2 separate regions of the Mus musculus genome follow, and region 1 is linked to region 2. Evidence: chromatin contacts called from ENCODE Hi-C data. All regions are on one chromosome and are shown on one strand. The core of a region is the stretch at or near the end of the contact, and the rest is flanking DNA. Distances in the headings are between cores, read along the strand shown.

Evidence for each region. A loop is a pair of places that touch in the nucleus more often than their neighbours do.
Region 1: a map of heart shows a loop between it and region 2 (2.5-fold over the local background). The contact joins the promoter of 3110040N11Rik here to the promoter of Tm6sf1 in region 2. A Hi-C loop is called at or near these places in 10 of 37 maps with a recorded cell type or tissue (gastrocnemius, heart, left cerebral cortex and 1 more).

Annotation. Positions count from the first base shown.
Region 1 is chr7:81,787,848-81,790,761 of GRCm38, forward strand. It overlaps 3110040N11Rik (RIKEN cDNA 3110040N11 gene), which reads right to left and starts at 1,608. Exons shown (of 5, transcript NM_026077.4): 1 at 1,508-1,608; 2 at 603-729. The coding sequence starts at 1,537.
Region 2 is chr7:81,857,358-81,860,272 of GRCm38, forward strand. It overlaps Tm6sf1 (transmembrane 6 superfamily member 1), which reads left to right and starts at 1,644. Exons shown (of 10, transcript NM_145375.4): 1 at 1,644-2,183. The coding sequence starts at 2,092.

The sequences.
Region 1 (2,914 bases), core at 358-2,857, 70 kb before region 2:
AAATAAATAAATAAATTCTTTAAAGAAAAAGAGAAGAAAAACTCCTAAGATAATGCAGATCAAACTTTAACTTCACACAGGAATCAGTCAGGGTTCTCAGAGTTCAGGCGTTCTCCCATTCTTTACGTTAATGATCATTAAACTAAACCAAAGAATCGCTTCTCATTAGTGTCTTTATAAACTCTTTGGAACAGGAATAACTAAGAATAGTCTAAGCTATACATAGATTTCCTAATGTGTCCTTCCTAAACATTTTATTGTTTAGAGACAGGGTCTTGTTGTAGTCTAGCTGACCTCCTGCCTCAGTTCCTAACTAAGTACTTGTGAATTATTGGCATATATGACCAGGCCCATCTACAAAATACCACATTTTTAAAAAGGAAAAGATACACAGATTCCATCTGATTTGGTATTAAATATTGTACATTTTCTTTCAAATACCTCTATATGAGACTATAGAATGTTTAGATGGAGAAGCTTCTAAACGCAGACATAAAAAATACCATTTACAGTTACAGGATAAGCTTTTAGATAACAAGGCAAAAATAAGATGAAAACGCTGCTTTATCCACATCCAAATCCCACCCAGTGCTCAGACGTACCTGTCACAGCGTTCTGTCTGGAGCCAGGTTTGGCATGAATGGCTATGGTGACAAAACCTTTAGGGTCAGTTGCTACAGGCCCTGCAGCAGGAGGTGCTGTCTCTGGTTCTTTGGTTTGGTTTTTACCCTAAAATGACACACAATTTCACAGGTAACAAAATACTTCAGTTATTTTGAGCCATCACTACCCTCACCTTCACTAAACTGGGCCTACATGCAGAAACTAGCCACCACCGTGCTCCTCCCACATCCCTTCATGATCCAACATACAGAGACAGAGAGGGGGGTGGGGTGGGGCTGTCTCTGTGTAGGTATGTGTTCTACTTAAGATCTCTTGGCTAGCTTAGGACTTGTTCCCACAGTCTACTTTATCGTTTCTATTTCTCAAGAGAAGGGGCATTTATTAGTCATCTTTATAGCCAATGCATCCTAACGCTCAAGAGTGGGTGAGGAGTCCATTGCAGAAAGAACGACGACTGGTATTTAAATGCCATCTAACAACTTAACAGAAAACAACTTCCAGGGCAGTATGCGGACAGCGGGTATGAAGAGGAATAAGGATTCAAACTCCCTGACTTCAAGGGGCTGGGATCACAGCGACAGAAAACAAAGGGATATTAGGGGAGGGAGTGCAGTCTCATTGACAGAAGGAAGCGATCAGCCACCATAGGGAGGCAGAACGCACAGCCTGCCGGGAAGTGTAACCCTCAGAGTGAGAGAGCAAAGACGGTGGTCAGCGGGTGCGCAGTGGAGCCTACTCATCCTTAGGGCGAGCTAATGTGCGACCCAGGAAGTCTCAGACCTGGACCCGAAGGGAGGTCTTCCGCCCTCCAGGCGCTGCGTCTGTTCCCCGCCAGTGTAGCCCCGTGGCCCACCCTCTCCACAACACGAGGCTTGCCACTGGCCTTGCTTGTCGCACCGGCTTTCTTAGGCATTGTGGAACCACACAGGAGTCTAACAGAGGCCAAGCACACCGACCTACAGCAAGCAGCAGCATCCCAACCACGCAGGCGCCAGCGTGGCGGAAGAGTTCTGTGCGCCTGCGCAAGTCATGGGCGGAAGCGGCAGGCGCGTCGGCCGGCACCTAAGAGTGCCACCTCGCCCCGAGATGGCACTGTTTTCCTTCCTTTGCAACCTGCCAGCCTCAGGGTGTGATCCATTGGTGAGCCATCTTTGCCAGCAGAGGGAAAATTGTCACCTATCCTTAGGGTTGGCAAGAGCAGCCAGCCTCGGTGCTCGCCTGCCCAACGCGGCACCATGGCAATTCGCACAGGGCAGTGCGCAAGGAGAGGAGATCCACTGTGGAGTTGAATACAACCGTTCGTGAAACTGAAGCAGAGGCAAATCAATGCAAGTGCTAAAGTTAGGGACTGGCCTTGTCCAATAAGGTTAGAATGTATAGATGGTATATGCCCAGAGGTAGGAAGATCTGCTACCTAAATGGGAGATGGCTTGTTACCATTTTGAGGATCTTTGGGACCTGAATAATCTGAGATGGGGAAAAGATTAACTGAAGATGCCCGAGTCTACGGCTAGCAGTTGTGGCAGTCCGAGGGGGAGTTTTCAGGGTACATTAAGTTTGAAATGATTGGAGACATCCAAGTGGAATAGTTAAGGAGCTACCTGAATACATAACCAAATTATCAGTGACCTGTGCCAGTGAGAGGGGAGTTAAGGAGGAGGACAGAGACTGTGACAAATGTCAAAGGGCGACAGCATTCAGATTCACAAACAGGTGAGACTGGAATGTGAGTGCTGAAAACAGCCACTAAAGGTTGGGATCAGAATGGGATGTCTCATTTTACTCTCCCAGAGACACCCTTTCCACATGACACGTTAAGTGGTGTGTTGTGAGAAAGTGGCTAAAGCCTAAGACTCAGGTGATTCAGGTGTTAAACCACACCACACCTTTTTTGAAATACATTACAAATAGAGGCACAAAGTGGAGCCAAAACTATACTGTAGTAATTTGATGAATTTTGAGGTGAAATCATGATGCCCTAAAAATATTTACATTACGATTCATAACAGTAGCCAAATTAGTTAGGAAGTAGCAACAAAAGTAATGTTACCGTTGGGAGTCATCACAGCATGAGGAACTGTATTAAAAGGTTGCAGCATTAGGAAGGTTGAGAACCACTGCTCTAGAGACTTGACAGTTTTTATCAGGGGAGGAACACGGATTGGTGTATTTCTGATGGTGCCTGGATGGGCAAAGGAGGGGGAAGCAATGTCCTCTAAGGAACCGTCAGCCTTCTCCACAGGTACCTCTAGAGTACCTCATCACCAGCTAGAAAGGACAGGACCCCGCC
Region 2 (2,915 bases), core at 394-2,893:
TGCCCTCTCATTGCCATTGGGTTGGTTCTGGTCTTATCATCTCTTGGCAGGATAAATTGTAGAGGCTTCCCAACTGATCTTGCTGCCTCTTTTTCTGGAAAGCAGTTGTGCATACCACAGGCTTTTAAGATGCTTCCCTCACCAGGTCGGACCTTAGAAGTAGCTTCCTGCACTTGAGGTTTTCTGAGAGGAGCCTGATCACCTCTCTGTCCCTCAACACCTCAGTTTCCATCCGGAGCGGGTGACGCGGAGCTCAGGATGTGGCATACTCTGTGGCATTTCCCGGTACCTTTTTGTTAGTTGAGACAGAATCTCATATATCCCAGGTCGGCCTCAGACTTGCTGGGTAGCTAAGGATGACCTTGAACCAGGGACTCCCTCTGCCTCCATCTCTTAGTGCTGGGATTTCAGATGAGCCCCCATCAAAGTCAGTTCATGAAGTGCACGAGGACAGAGCCTTAAGATTTGTGCACACAAAGCAAGCACGATCAACTACACCCCCAGCCTCTATTAAGTTATTTCCATAAATATGATTCTGAATTTTAAAAAAGCCCAAGCATGGATGAGAAGGAATAGAAATGATATGCAGCAAGTGTCTAGGTAGACAAGAAAGATTCAGAGCAGCCCGAGAGACTCAGGATACACGCAGACGGCTAAAGCAGCTCGGTGTGGGATGTGGAGGAGGTTGGACTGGCTGGGAAACTGGCCTAGGAGATGGCCTGGAGGAGAGAAGGCGCTTTGGGGAATGAAGGAGGTGGTAAAGGCAAGGAGCGATCATGGAAGATCGTGAGCGATGTCCAGGTTCCCACTGAGACTTCTGGGAGAAGCTTTGCGAGATGCTGCCGTTTGGACAGTCTTTACCCTTTTGTGCCCATTGTTGGCTGAGTTTTCAAGAAAAGGGAGGGCAGATAGTAGGAGAGCTGGCTTTGGAACAACCGACTGTCCTGGTGCAGGTTCATTTTCCTCACATTGAAAATGAGCCAAATGACCTGTAAGCCTCTGACCTAAAGACAGGAAGGCGCGCACTCTGCTGCCCCCACTGTTGCTCCGGAGCCCACTTCTTTTCCCTTCCCTGGGGCCATACCAACAGGACTCAGGCCCAGGGGGCTTCCTGAGCACACCCTGCTCAAGCAGCTCTTTGGGCGGCACTCTCATGCTCTACACCCAGACGTCTGGGAATATTCCACGAAGAGCCCTAATCTTCAGGACCTGCCAGGCTAGCCGGTGGTAACCTGGCCTCCAAAAACACTCCAGGCAAGGAATGAACGCTGCCTCAGTGTCTTACATCAGGGCATTCCTCTGAGGGTCAGTTCTGCTACAAAAAAAGAAAGGGAGCAGGAGACAGACCAGTGTGCTGAGCAGTGCAGGGCAAGCACTCCACGCTTGTTAACTCGGTCGATTTCCACAATCATACGAGGGAGCAGGTTATTCCCATTTCACAGAGAAATGATACAGAATGTTTCAGTAACTTGATCAAGGTCAAGGGGCGGTGAGTGAGCAACCAAGGTGGAAAACAAATATTTCCACTTGGCACTGGAACATTGGTTGCGGACGTTGATGGCAGCTGTGTGTAGGGAAGGGGTGCGCGCGGGGGGTGGGGTGGGAGGGCGGCACAGTGTTGTTCCAGGAGCATCTGTCCCCACAGGTCTCTGAGCCGATCTCGCGGGCCTGCGGGCTCTGACACCCTCAGATCTGGCTCCACCCTCTGCTGGCCCTTGGCTCAGCCCAGCTCCGTTCCAGCTCGAGGATGCCCAGCTCCCATCTGTGACCCGCGTCCTTCGCCGGGCCCTTCCTTTTCCCATTAAAGCAAGCGTCCTGGGGCGCTTGTCTCCTCGCGGTGGCTGCTGAGCCCTTGCGTTCGTTAGCAGGAGCCTGGTGGGGACGCCTCTGGGGATCGTACAGCGGCCCTAGAGCACCCGGGTGGTGCCTCTCTCTGTGCGCGCCGGGCAGCTACGGGCGACGGGGACGCGCAGAGGAGACGCGGCCGGGGGCCGCCTGGAAGGGCAGCGGCGAGGGGCGCGGCGCCGCCGGAAGCTGAGCCAGGGGACCCCCGGCGCGATGCGGTGAAAGAAGAGCGACCCGGAGGTGGCAATGAGTGCCTCTGCGGCCACGGGGGTTTTTGTGCTGTCCCTCTCAGCCATCCCGGTCACCTACATCTTCAACCACCTGGCGGCCCAGCACGAGTGAGTGAGCGCGCGCGGGGTAGACAAGAGCCCGCAACTTTTCCGCGGGTTTGGGACCGCGGCTTTGGGACTGGGTAGCTTCCAGAAACGCCACGCCCGCAGCATGAGGGAGGCACCAGGGTCACCCGGCCCTAGGTCCTCAAACTGGGCTAGGGCAGTTCAAGGTCTGAGAGCTGGGCGCCTGCTCTTTGCCAGTACTGGGTGGGTAGCTGATATTACCAAGGTCAATACCGAAATGCCCCTGCCTCCGAGGCTCTCAGACACTAGAGGGGTGCAGAGCAACACGGAAGGCACGAACCGCCTTATTTGAAAGGAACGCTTTCCTTGTATGGACTTTCACATACTTACCATTTTATAATTTTAGAAACTGTTGTGAGCGGCTAACAGAAATAACCATGGTTTTCTGAGCCTTTGCTACTAACAGGGTGACCTGGCTTTAGTGTTCTGGTCTGTCTTTGCACCTCAAGGATCTTGTGGGAACTTTGTGCAAGGGCGCTGTGAAAGGGATAGAGGTTCGATGCTGGCCAGGAGCAAAGGTTCAGTGATCAGTTTAATGCTAAGGAACCGACGAATTCTGTAAGGGCTCTGGGTCCCAGTCTTGGCTTTCACTTCTCTAAAGGGATCACTGACTGACGAGCCCCCATGGGCAGCCGAAGGCCTGGGTGGTCAGTGGAAAGGCGCCAGCGGTGGCCCTGCTGAAGTTGATTGTGGGCTGCTGGAGGAGGAAGTAAC